Linked DNA regions of Homo sapiens: all the other regions are linked to region 2. Evidence: chromatin contacts called from ENCODE Hi-C or POLR2A ChIA-PET data. All regions are on one chromosome and are shown on one strand. The core of a region is the stretch at or near the end of the contact, and the rest is flanking DNA. Distances in the headings are between cores, read along the strand shown.

What was found. Hi-C counts contacts between places; a loop is a spot of excess contacts on that map. ChIA-PET counts read pairs that join two places held with the same protein, here RNA polymerase II (POLR2A). Pooled maps may share reads with other maps.
Region 1: a map with no recorded cell type shows a loop between it and region 2 (14-fold over the local background). The contact joins two enhancer-like sites. A Hi-C loop is called at or near these places in 1 of 37 single-sample maps with no recorded cell type and 2 of 50 pooled maps. POLR2A ChIA-PET finds 5 or more read pairs at or near these places in 1 of 52 experiments (activated T-cell).
Region 3: a loop to region 2 is called in a pooled map, with 6 times the contacts of the local background. The contact joins two enhancer-like sites. A Hi-C loop is called at or near these places in 1 of 37 single-sample maps with no recorded cell type and 1 of 50 pooled maps. POLR2A ChIA-PET finds 5 or more read pairs at or near these places in 1 of 52 experiments (activated T-cell).

The regions. Positions count from the first base shown.
Region 1 is chr18:63,159,532-63,162,564 of GRCh38, forward strand. The region is part of intron 2 of BCL2 (BCL2 apoptosis regulator); the gene reads right to left. Among named protein-coding and RNA genes, the nearest start is that of BCL2, 160 kb to the right of the region's middle. RefSeq lists enhancers at 1,300-1,419, 1,830-2,069, 2,160-2,449, 2,650-2,699. Within about 2 kb of position 1,665, at least 31 of the 41 ENCODE cell types and tissues checked have a DNase peak (open chromatin) inside an H3K27ac peak, as active enhancers do.
Region 2 is chr18:55,266,637-55,269,618 of GRCh38, forward strand. All of the region lies in intron 11 of TCF4 (transcription factor 4), which reads right to left. Among named protein-coding and RNA genes, the nearest start is that of LINC01929, 140 kb to the left of the region's middle. RefSeq lists enhancers at 126-235, 1,625-1,854, 1,905-1,954, 2,566-2,982 and a silencer at 2,315-2,364. Within about 2 kb of position 1,660, at least 4 of the 41 ENCODE cell types and tissues checked have a DNase peak (open chromatin) inside an H3K27ac peak, as active enhancers do.
Region 3 is chr18:63,140,214-63,143,226 of GRCh38, forward strand. The region is part of intron 2 of BCL2 (BCL2 apoptosis regulator); the gene reads right to left. Among named protein-coding and RNA genes, the nearest start is that of BCL2, 180 kb to the right of the region's middle. RefSeq lists enhancers at 1,993-2,092, 2,643-2,832. Within about 2 kb of position 1,723, at least 3 of the 41 ENCODE cell types and tissues checked have a DNase peak (open chromatin) inside an H3K27ac peak, as active enhancers do.

The DNA of each region.
Region 1 (3,033 bases), core at 415-2,914, 7.9 Mb after region 2:
ACAAATGCATTTAGGGCCAAATGCACTGGCTAATTTTGATAGAATGTAACAGAGACAGGAGAAGCAGTCCATCTCAGTGAGTGAGTGGACATTTATTAGGCATTCACTTTTCACAGGCCTGGGATATTAGGTATTGCGGGGGTGTTGTATTCAGGAAATAGAAGTCAAAATCCAATTGAGTAGGGAAATGAGCCAAACAGAAATGGACACAAAGACACCAAAAACACCTACAAAAACACAGATGAATGTGCAGAATCAGCTGGAGTTTCTATGAGCTGAGCTGAATCTGCTCACCTTGCAAAGATTTCCCCGCACAGTGGGGACTGCCCACGCGTACGCATTTCTTAGTTTCTGCTGGCCAACTCGAATCGTTTTCAGCGGGGTCATTTACATCGTGTCCACTTTTTCTGGTTTCCAAACTCAACCCACTTTATTATCTTAAGAGTTTTCATTCTCAGTATCATTTACATACAACAAAATGAATATATCATGTGTACAGTTTTATGAATATTGACAAAGGCATACATCCCTTTAACTCACTCCCCTATCAAGATATGCAGCATTTCCATCCTCCCAGAAAGAGCCCTTGGAGCCACTTTGTTTTTAAATTATTTGCATCTGAATATTTTTGAGTGGAGATTATCAAAGCCAAATGTGTGGGAAGAAAGCCTAATCATTAATCATCTACTACAAATACAGGTAGTAAAGGTTTTGAAGATGGTGCGTGAGCCTGCACAGACAAGTCTGCGGGATTGGGTCCTGTTATGAAATGCCAAAGGGGCTTTTTAGCGACAGGCACGTGGGCCCCTCTCAGCCGCCCTGTCGGCACTCAGATACGCAACTAAGACCGAGTGGGTTTCTTTTCTGGTTTTGTTCTTTAGGCATCAGAGTTTACATGTTTAGAAAGAGGGAAGTTGAGGCTGAATAGTCACATCCACCATATTCTCATAGGGGCAAATGTTCTCTGATTAGGAGGGCTCAACCACAGTGCAGAGTCCCCTCTTCCAAAATTCTGTTTCAACACCGAGAGGAGTTCACATGACCAGGCAAATTAGAGATTTTCTTAGCATTTCCTGTTTCCCAGATTTCAGAGGAGCCCTTCAGGGAATGTCTGGCCCAGGGTAGCACATTCAGGATGAGGGAAAAATGGTTATTTTTAGGTCCCTCCAACCATCACATTCCTCCCTGTCTCCACTTGGGCACTCTGTTGTTCTAGTGACCTGTCAAAGGGATGGGGGCGGGGCTGCGAGAAAAAAGCCACATCGCTTCCTTTGGGGTGGGGGTAAGGGTACCCCTGCTCCAGGGGTCCTAAACTGCTCACTAGCCCTTCTGCTGGAGAGGGACCAGAGGTGGAAGACCTGCCAGAGTGAGTGCCAGGCAGCTCTAGACTTCTGGGTATTCATTTCTCATAAAAGGTTGCAGTATTTCCTGGACACCTGAATTCTATGTCTTCACGGCAAAAACAATTCAAAATGTCCCAAAACATTATGCAGGAAGGAGTTTTTAATTTTTTTTAAATCACTTTTCCAAAATGGTACCCTGAGGTGATCCTGTCTTCAATCTCCCAGCAATGAAAACAATGTGGTTGAAAAGTTGACAGCTTTCAACCCTTGAAAAGGTCACCTCCCTGCCTCACACCCTCTCGTAAGTATTAAGAGCATAACGGATATTTTGAGTCACATGTATTGTTCTTTGTTCATTTGCATTTGGTGAAATCCCCCCCTTGGACCAATTTAGTAAGCAGTGCCTTGGGCTTCCTTGGTGATTGTTCTCTTGTCTTCTGTATATTTTTTCCTGTGAAAAAAATTTAGACTCAGCCAGTGAAATGAAGTTGCAGCCTCTGTCACTGATGCTTTCTTTTTGCTCAGATGATCTTTCCATCTCGCTTGGGACAGAATTCCTTCTTCTTTGCAACGAATGAAGACCTTCGAGGCTCAGCTGAGGCCCTTGTACTCCAAGACTTTCTGAAAGCTCCCTCGCCCCTCCCCATCTGACCTTCTGTTGGACTGACATACTTCTCCATATTTCAGCCTCAGATGGCTTGGTGTTCACCACTAGACTGTGTTACTGAAAGTTAATCAAGGGTCCTAGGGCCATTTACAAAGTGGGACTGTAAGAGAAAGTCTAGCTAGATGGAAATGTATCCTAAATACCCCCAAGTCCCAGCACAGGGGTTCCCATCAACAAAAAGCCTCACCTCCAAATACATTGCTGAGGACGCAGGGCCCCGTCTTCCCACCTGACGCACTACACACCACGTCAGCTGTCACAGGAGGTCTGAGTGCTTTATGAAGCTGCCTGCTTTCTCTCTTACCTCCATGTGTAAGCCAACCACTCTGGCTTTCAGAAACATATTTCTTTCTCTATGAGTAATTTAAAAGTGACTCATCCTCAGCCTCACCAGCCGGTCCATGTGACCTGCAGTGCTGGTTGAGTGTTATCTATAGATGTGTAAACCAAAGCAGTTCTTAGAACACAGATTCCCCCTCCCACGTGCTGTTGATTTCCCTTTGCTACACAGGGAGGGAACGATGTCAGACATGAGCAGCCAGGGACTGCCCGCTCCGCACTCAAATCTGGAATGTGTCCATTAGAGGAAACAAAGGCCATCACCCAGTGACAGAAAAGAAGAGACAGGCAAAAGGCCTAATATATTTATTTTAGTATTAGCAGACCATCAAGAAGCTCTGAGAAAACTCCACAAAAATTGAAGACGATGATGACCCATATAAACAAAAAACTGCTCAAAGTTCTTTTTCTGAGCCAGTAGAAATTTAGACCTCATGAAACAGAGATGACACCCACACCCACCCCAACCAAAACCCCACCAACACGTCTTCATTGCTCAATCAGAAACACATTCCTGGGATCTGCTGTGGTTTGTCTTGGGAACTCACATATATGAACATGTTTTTATTTCTTCAACTTGCCTTTATTCCACCATCACCAAAGAATGGTGTCAGGCCCAGCTCGGGGACACTACTGGTGCAGGCAGGCACGCGGGTGACACAGCTGGCCAGCATTCTAGATCGT
Region 2 (2,982 bases), core at 410-2,909:
CCATGGATGAATGTGTCATGAAAAAAAAAAAATCTCTCATTAATGTAATCCAAGTAAGCTTTATCCTTCTTATGGATTTCTCAAAAAATGATATTGGGTATTATAGGGCAAAAGAAAACAAAACAAGAAACACCTGGTCACTCCCCCAAGCCAAACAAACAGCAAACCTCAGTGGGCATCTTCCACCTTTGAGATGCAGAGAACAGAAGAAGAAAGGGAATGTGGTTACAGAGAGGTTCCCTTCCGAGAGTTCTAGAGCTTGTATCTCACCCCACATGCACTGCGTTGTTCTAGTGTCAGTTCAGGACAACTGCTGACCACCAGAAAGACATATTATAACATGACACTGAGACGAAGGGCAGCAGCCCTCTTCTGAACTGAAAAAGCAGCTTCCTAAGACATCAACACCATGTATGAAAAGACTGCACTGTCTTGCAACTTTTTACCAGGAAAACGTGAAAAATGTGATGTCCATGTGTTAGTGCTCGAACCCCATTCTTAAGGCATTAGTATTGCTTACAGTCATTTTCTACAGAATCGTGTGTAATCTCAAACATGTGTCAGGCTATGTGTTCCCTATTTGCCAATTATTTAATTAGCTCTGTTTGTTCTTTGAGATACAGGCAACGTAATATTTCTTTACTTCCTGCGTTTCAGAATGAGTGAGTATATGCCAAATATTTTCAAAAGTCTGCAGATGTATCCTATTAATCCATACTGTTTGTTAGGGTAGTATCACTAACATCAGAAGAGAAAGCTTCTCTTCTTGTTATACAGACACGCTGCCATCACTGACTTCTACCACACTCAAAAAATCAAACCAAAGCCTAAGAGAACTTAAGTGTGAAAAAACATGGGCCACTCAGACATCACGCAATACTAAGGCTTATTATGCTTAAATTTTCCTCTGCATTTTCACGTACGCAATTGGTGAACATATTATTTTAAAGAAAAACATTCTAGAATGTTCTCCCTTAAAGTAACCTTAAAGTAATATCTGTATCTATGCATAATAATAAAGGTTTGCTCCTCCAAAATGCTGAATTACCATGTCTACCTATTTCCTTAAAGATTATGCATCTTTTTCTCATTCCGCTAGTGGATTTTGACAAGTGCATCCATTATTGTAAAATAATGTATGAAATAAATTTCTAAAAAGCCCTTTTCTGGGTTCTAAAAATCTCATACTTTTGTTTTTAAATTATAGCTCCTTTATTATTGTCAAGACCCTTAAATAAGGCCCTATGGTTTTTAACAAGTTAAGTCTATTCTCAGCATATAGAAGTCACCTATTGCTCCACTCTGGCTAGACCAACAAGTAGATTCTCCTGTTCATCCACAAACTAATGAAGATGACCAGCTAAAACCAAGCAAAACTCATTCCCACTGAGAGCTGTGGCTAAGCTGTCTACAGCTCATGGAGATAACCACCCTATTTCCTGATATGTCCCTTCCAAGTCATAGTGCCTCTCTCTCAAGAGGACTGTTTTGCAAATCAATCAGAAAAAGTTTTTTTTCAAACAGAGCCTAAGTATGTTTTCCTCAACTCAAGGTTCTGCTCCACCTTCATACCTTCCTAAAAAAGAAAATTACTCAAACCACAAGTAGACAGGAAATCTGTCTTGTAAAAGGATGAATGACCGGTCATCCTTCTTTATAACCAGACCTCATGACTGCAGAAAGGGGCTTTCCATTTGTCAAACCACACTGAAGTGAAATATGCTTTTCTCACTCTTTCAGTTCTGCACTGCTTTCTTTCTTCTTGTTTTTCAAATCTGCCAAAACTGCATTGATAGCTAACAAACTTCCCCATGTGACCTCTGTCTGTAGCTCTCCAAGGTCAAACTGATGCAACATATTTGTAGAAGCTTGGTTAGGAAAAGTTAAAAAAAATGGAAACTCTCTCCTCAATTTGCTTCTTAGACAGGATAGCGGAGTGGAGAGGCTGCGAGATAGCTCATCTCAAGTGTGAGATATATTATTGAATACGCAGGGAGGGCATTATTGAGGCAGAAATTATATTTCCAACATTTCAAAACACATCTCTCCTCCAACATCAAAAACTTTCCTACATAAGTGATTCACGCCACTTCCCCAAATTCTACACACTCTCTAAAGAAAACAAGTGCAAAGAGCTAAGAGGACTCAACAGCAGCATTATTCTGTTGCGCCATCTTCTCTCAAAGACATACACTGAGTATTCTCCCCACCGACGCTCTGACAGTGACATTCAGGCCAAGCAAGGAGTTAGTTTGAGCTATAACCGCAGAAAGTGACTACCTGAGAAGTCTGAGGTTTTAATAAGACCCTGGGGCACTAAGCTGTGCTGCTCATCTGAACAACAAGGTGTCAAAGCTGGTTCAGAAGCAGGTAGCTATCTCCCCACCAACTCCACCTCTTCCCTCCAGGGGCAGCTGGACATCCAGCCCAGTTCATTCCTCAAAGTGGGAATACTGACTGGGGAACCACCTATGGAAAAGACTACAGTGAACATCACAAGAAATGAGAGGATGATGGCTCAGTTCATGGGAACAGCATTCTTCTTGGACCTTAACTCATTAGTAAATGTCCTTGGTAAAAATTAATTAATTAATTAATTTAAAAAAGCAGCAAATAATTTCTGGCCAACTGATGCCCACGCATCTCCTCTCTCATAAGTGAACAAATACTTCTTCCCCTCTGAGGGACTCCACAGTGTCACATTCTCCAGGAGATTAACCTCATGTAGTTATTAGCAGTCACCTGAGAATTTCACATTAACCAGTCCTCGGAAGACAGTGGCACATCATGGATAAGAGCCTAGCACAATGACTGGAATTTTGGGAAGTGGTCAATAACTACCATTAAGAGCTATTCTGCTTTGTAGCTCACTAGTCACTGATGGCTCATCTTATGACTTTGTTCACTCTTTTTGAATGTGAGGAACAAGATAGTTTTGGTCTGTTTGAACCCTTGTTCAATCTAATGACTTGCAACGTAGAA
Region 3 (3,013 bases), core at 473-2,972, 7.9 Mb after region 2:
GCAGCCATTGTGGGAAAACAGTTTGCTGATTCCTCAAAGAGTTAAACAGAGTCACCACATGACCCAGCAATTCAACTCCTAGTACACCCAAAGGAATTGAAATTGCACGTTCACACGAAAACTTGTACACAAATGTTCACATCAGCATTATTCATAATAGCCAAAAGTGGAAATGACCCAAATATCCACTAACTGATGAACAAATAAACAAAATGTGGTCTACCCACATAATGGAATCTTACAACTCAGCCAAAAAAAGGAGCGAAGCATTGACACATGCAACAACATGGATGACCCTCAAAAACATGAGGCCAAGTGAAGGATCCAGGCACAAAGGCCACCCACTGTCTATGAGTCCATTGACATGCAATGTCCAAAATAGGCAAGGCCATCAAGACAAAAAGTGGATTAGAGGTTCCCAGGAGATGGGGAGACGGGGAGACTAGGGAGTCATTGCTAATGGGTACAGGGCTTCTTTTTGGAGTGATGGAAAAGTTCTGGAATTAGCTAAGGGTGATGGCTGTATAACCTTTTGAATATGCTAAAAACCAATGCGCTGATCACTTTAAATGGAATTTTATGGCACGTGAACTATATCCCAATAAAAGAGCTTAATTATGTTCCTTACACGACATGAAGAGGGACTAAACTATTTTTATACCATATGGAATTCCACAGAAGTACTGGCTTGTGATGGATCCTCGGCTCACAAGTGTAATGAGGAATGAGACGCTGCTGGTTAGAAAATGTGCACCACTGTCATTCTCCAAAAGAAAAAAAGGAAGAACTGTAGTAGGAGGTGGCATGGTTTGTGTTCTGGATGAGAAGTTAGGGGTCGGATGCATGAGCAGCAATCGGGGCACTCCTACTTGTAAGGTGAGCAGCTCACTTCACCCCTGGGACCTTCAATTTTCCTCATCTGAAAACTCCGCCGTAGCGAACCTCTAAGAAGTCTCTCTCCGCTCTACCATCTGGGCTTACCTAGTTAGTGACCTTATTCTTCACCCTTTCTCGTGCATCCTTGAGGATGTGACTTGGGTTCTGTTGGTGCGTGCCAGAGCTGTGTTACTGTAACTATTGCAGAGGATCTCCTGCTTCCTCTCTGTGTGGTCCATCTCTTCCATCCGCCACTTCTCCACTGCTCTTCTCCCCACCTGGCCTCAGACCCTCCTGCTGTGAGTTAGGAGGAGGCCTTTCTTGGCACAGCACTGAAGCTGTGACCTCTGATGTGCCTCTGTGCTTCCAATCTCTTTGCTTTTATGAGCATAATCCAAGTTATTTGTCCCAGACCCCAACCCCCATATGCCCACAAAGCCCTCTGCCTCTCATGCCAGTTTTAATTAGAACTGGTGACATCAGTGTGGCTTAAAGTAGGGAGCAGGTGGGAAGCTCTGATTATATTCAATACCGAACAGGACTCTCCACTGCCTGACAGGGGCTGGGGATTCCACAGGCAGACTGGCGTTTGGAATAGATCCACCAACTCTTTTTTCTTGGGATCTGGAGCCACACATGTGGCTCTCCTCCCCACCCCACGCCACTGTCCATACCTGTCTCCGTATGTGAGTAGAACATAATCACTGTGTGCTCCACAGGGATTGGCGACAGGCAAATATGCTCTACTTGTCGGTCATGATTTGGGCCAAGCGTGCCGTGGCTCCTGTACCTGCCATGTGACTCGTGAACACGGGGCATGGCCCAGGCTGCCTCCCTCTATTTTTGTCACTGCAAGAGTTAATTCATGAAAATACGCCAAAAATGGGAACTGAAAGCAGATGCTTGTTAAGTTCTGCAGCTTGGCCTAATCGCTGTCATCAGGACATCGCTGCTGGGGGCAGTGAGGGGAGGGAGTCCTTCATTTATTAAACGTGGAGGGCCAGAGTTAGGGGCCAAATGTTTGGTTTTCACTTGTTTAAATCAGTAAGTGTTGACTGAGGCTGGTGGTGTGGGGAGTACAAAGAACCTGCATGTCCTAATAGGAATTTGCTGAAAGTGGCCTCAGACCTGGAGGAGGGTATGTAGAAGAAAAAGAGCAAAGCAGACTAGGCTGGAGGATGCGGCATCCTCAGCCAGCTGGGCACTGCCAGCCTCCAGCCCTGCCTTGTCTGGCACTTGCTTTTTGGGACTGGTTAAGAAATCAGCCTGGGCATCTTTTCTGGAAGCTCCACACTGCATTAGCTCCAGGGAGCCCTGATGACCTACCGCAGGCCCAGACATCTGTCGAGGACCAGATGCACCCCGGATGGTGCTGGTTCTGTTGTTCTTGGTTTGGGGCAGGTAAGTCACAAATGGCTGAAACTTCACAGCCTGCTTACATCCCACTCAAAAGCACCCCAACGTATAATAGTCTTACTCAGATCCCAGCTCCCCAGTTCTGCAGCTCAATGGGTCATTCTGTGACCGTCAAAGTGACTGCGATGATCCTCTGAGAAGCCCATGGGAGAGGCTTCTTATCCACACCATCAATCTACCGATCAGGAAGAGAAGAACAATTACATCCTCTGTGCTCTGGGGGACAAGGGGAGCTGACGGATGGTGGTGAACTCCTCAGTGAGCTCCATATGGGCATGCTAAGAAAAATCTGCTTTCATTTTGTAGTTTATGATTTAGTTCAGTTCACCTGGAAAGACTCAACATGAATAAAACCAGATGCATTTCAAGGAACACTGCTTGGCTCTTTGACAATCCTCTTCCTTCCTCATCAGACAGTCTTCCTGTGCCCAGGGAAGACAGCAGACCTCTCTATCACAAGGAAAATGCAGTCTCTGTCAGTGGCAGCAGCTGTTAGTACCAGGACAGGTAAATGGTGGGCCAGGTCAGCCTGTGGTTCTGGATCCTGGCTCATTAACATATGGACAAGATACGCTGGCGTGGCCTCTCATCTGAATAGCTGTTTACGGCGAAGGACCTCTGACAGTATGCTTTCTGTTGCAAGAAGGATACTGCTGTATATAGAACTAGAGAGAGAAGCAAAAACAGAAACTCAGAGAGAGAAACGGGAGACCCAGAGACC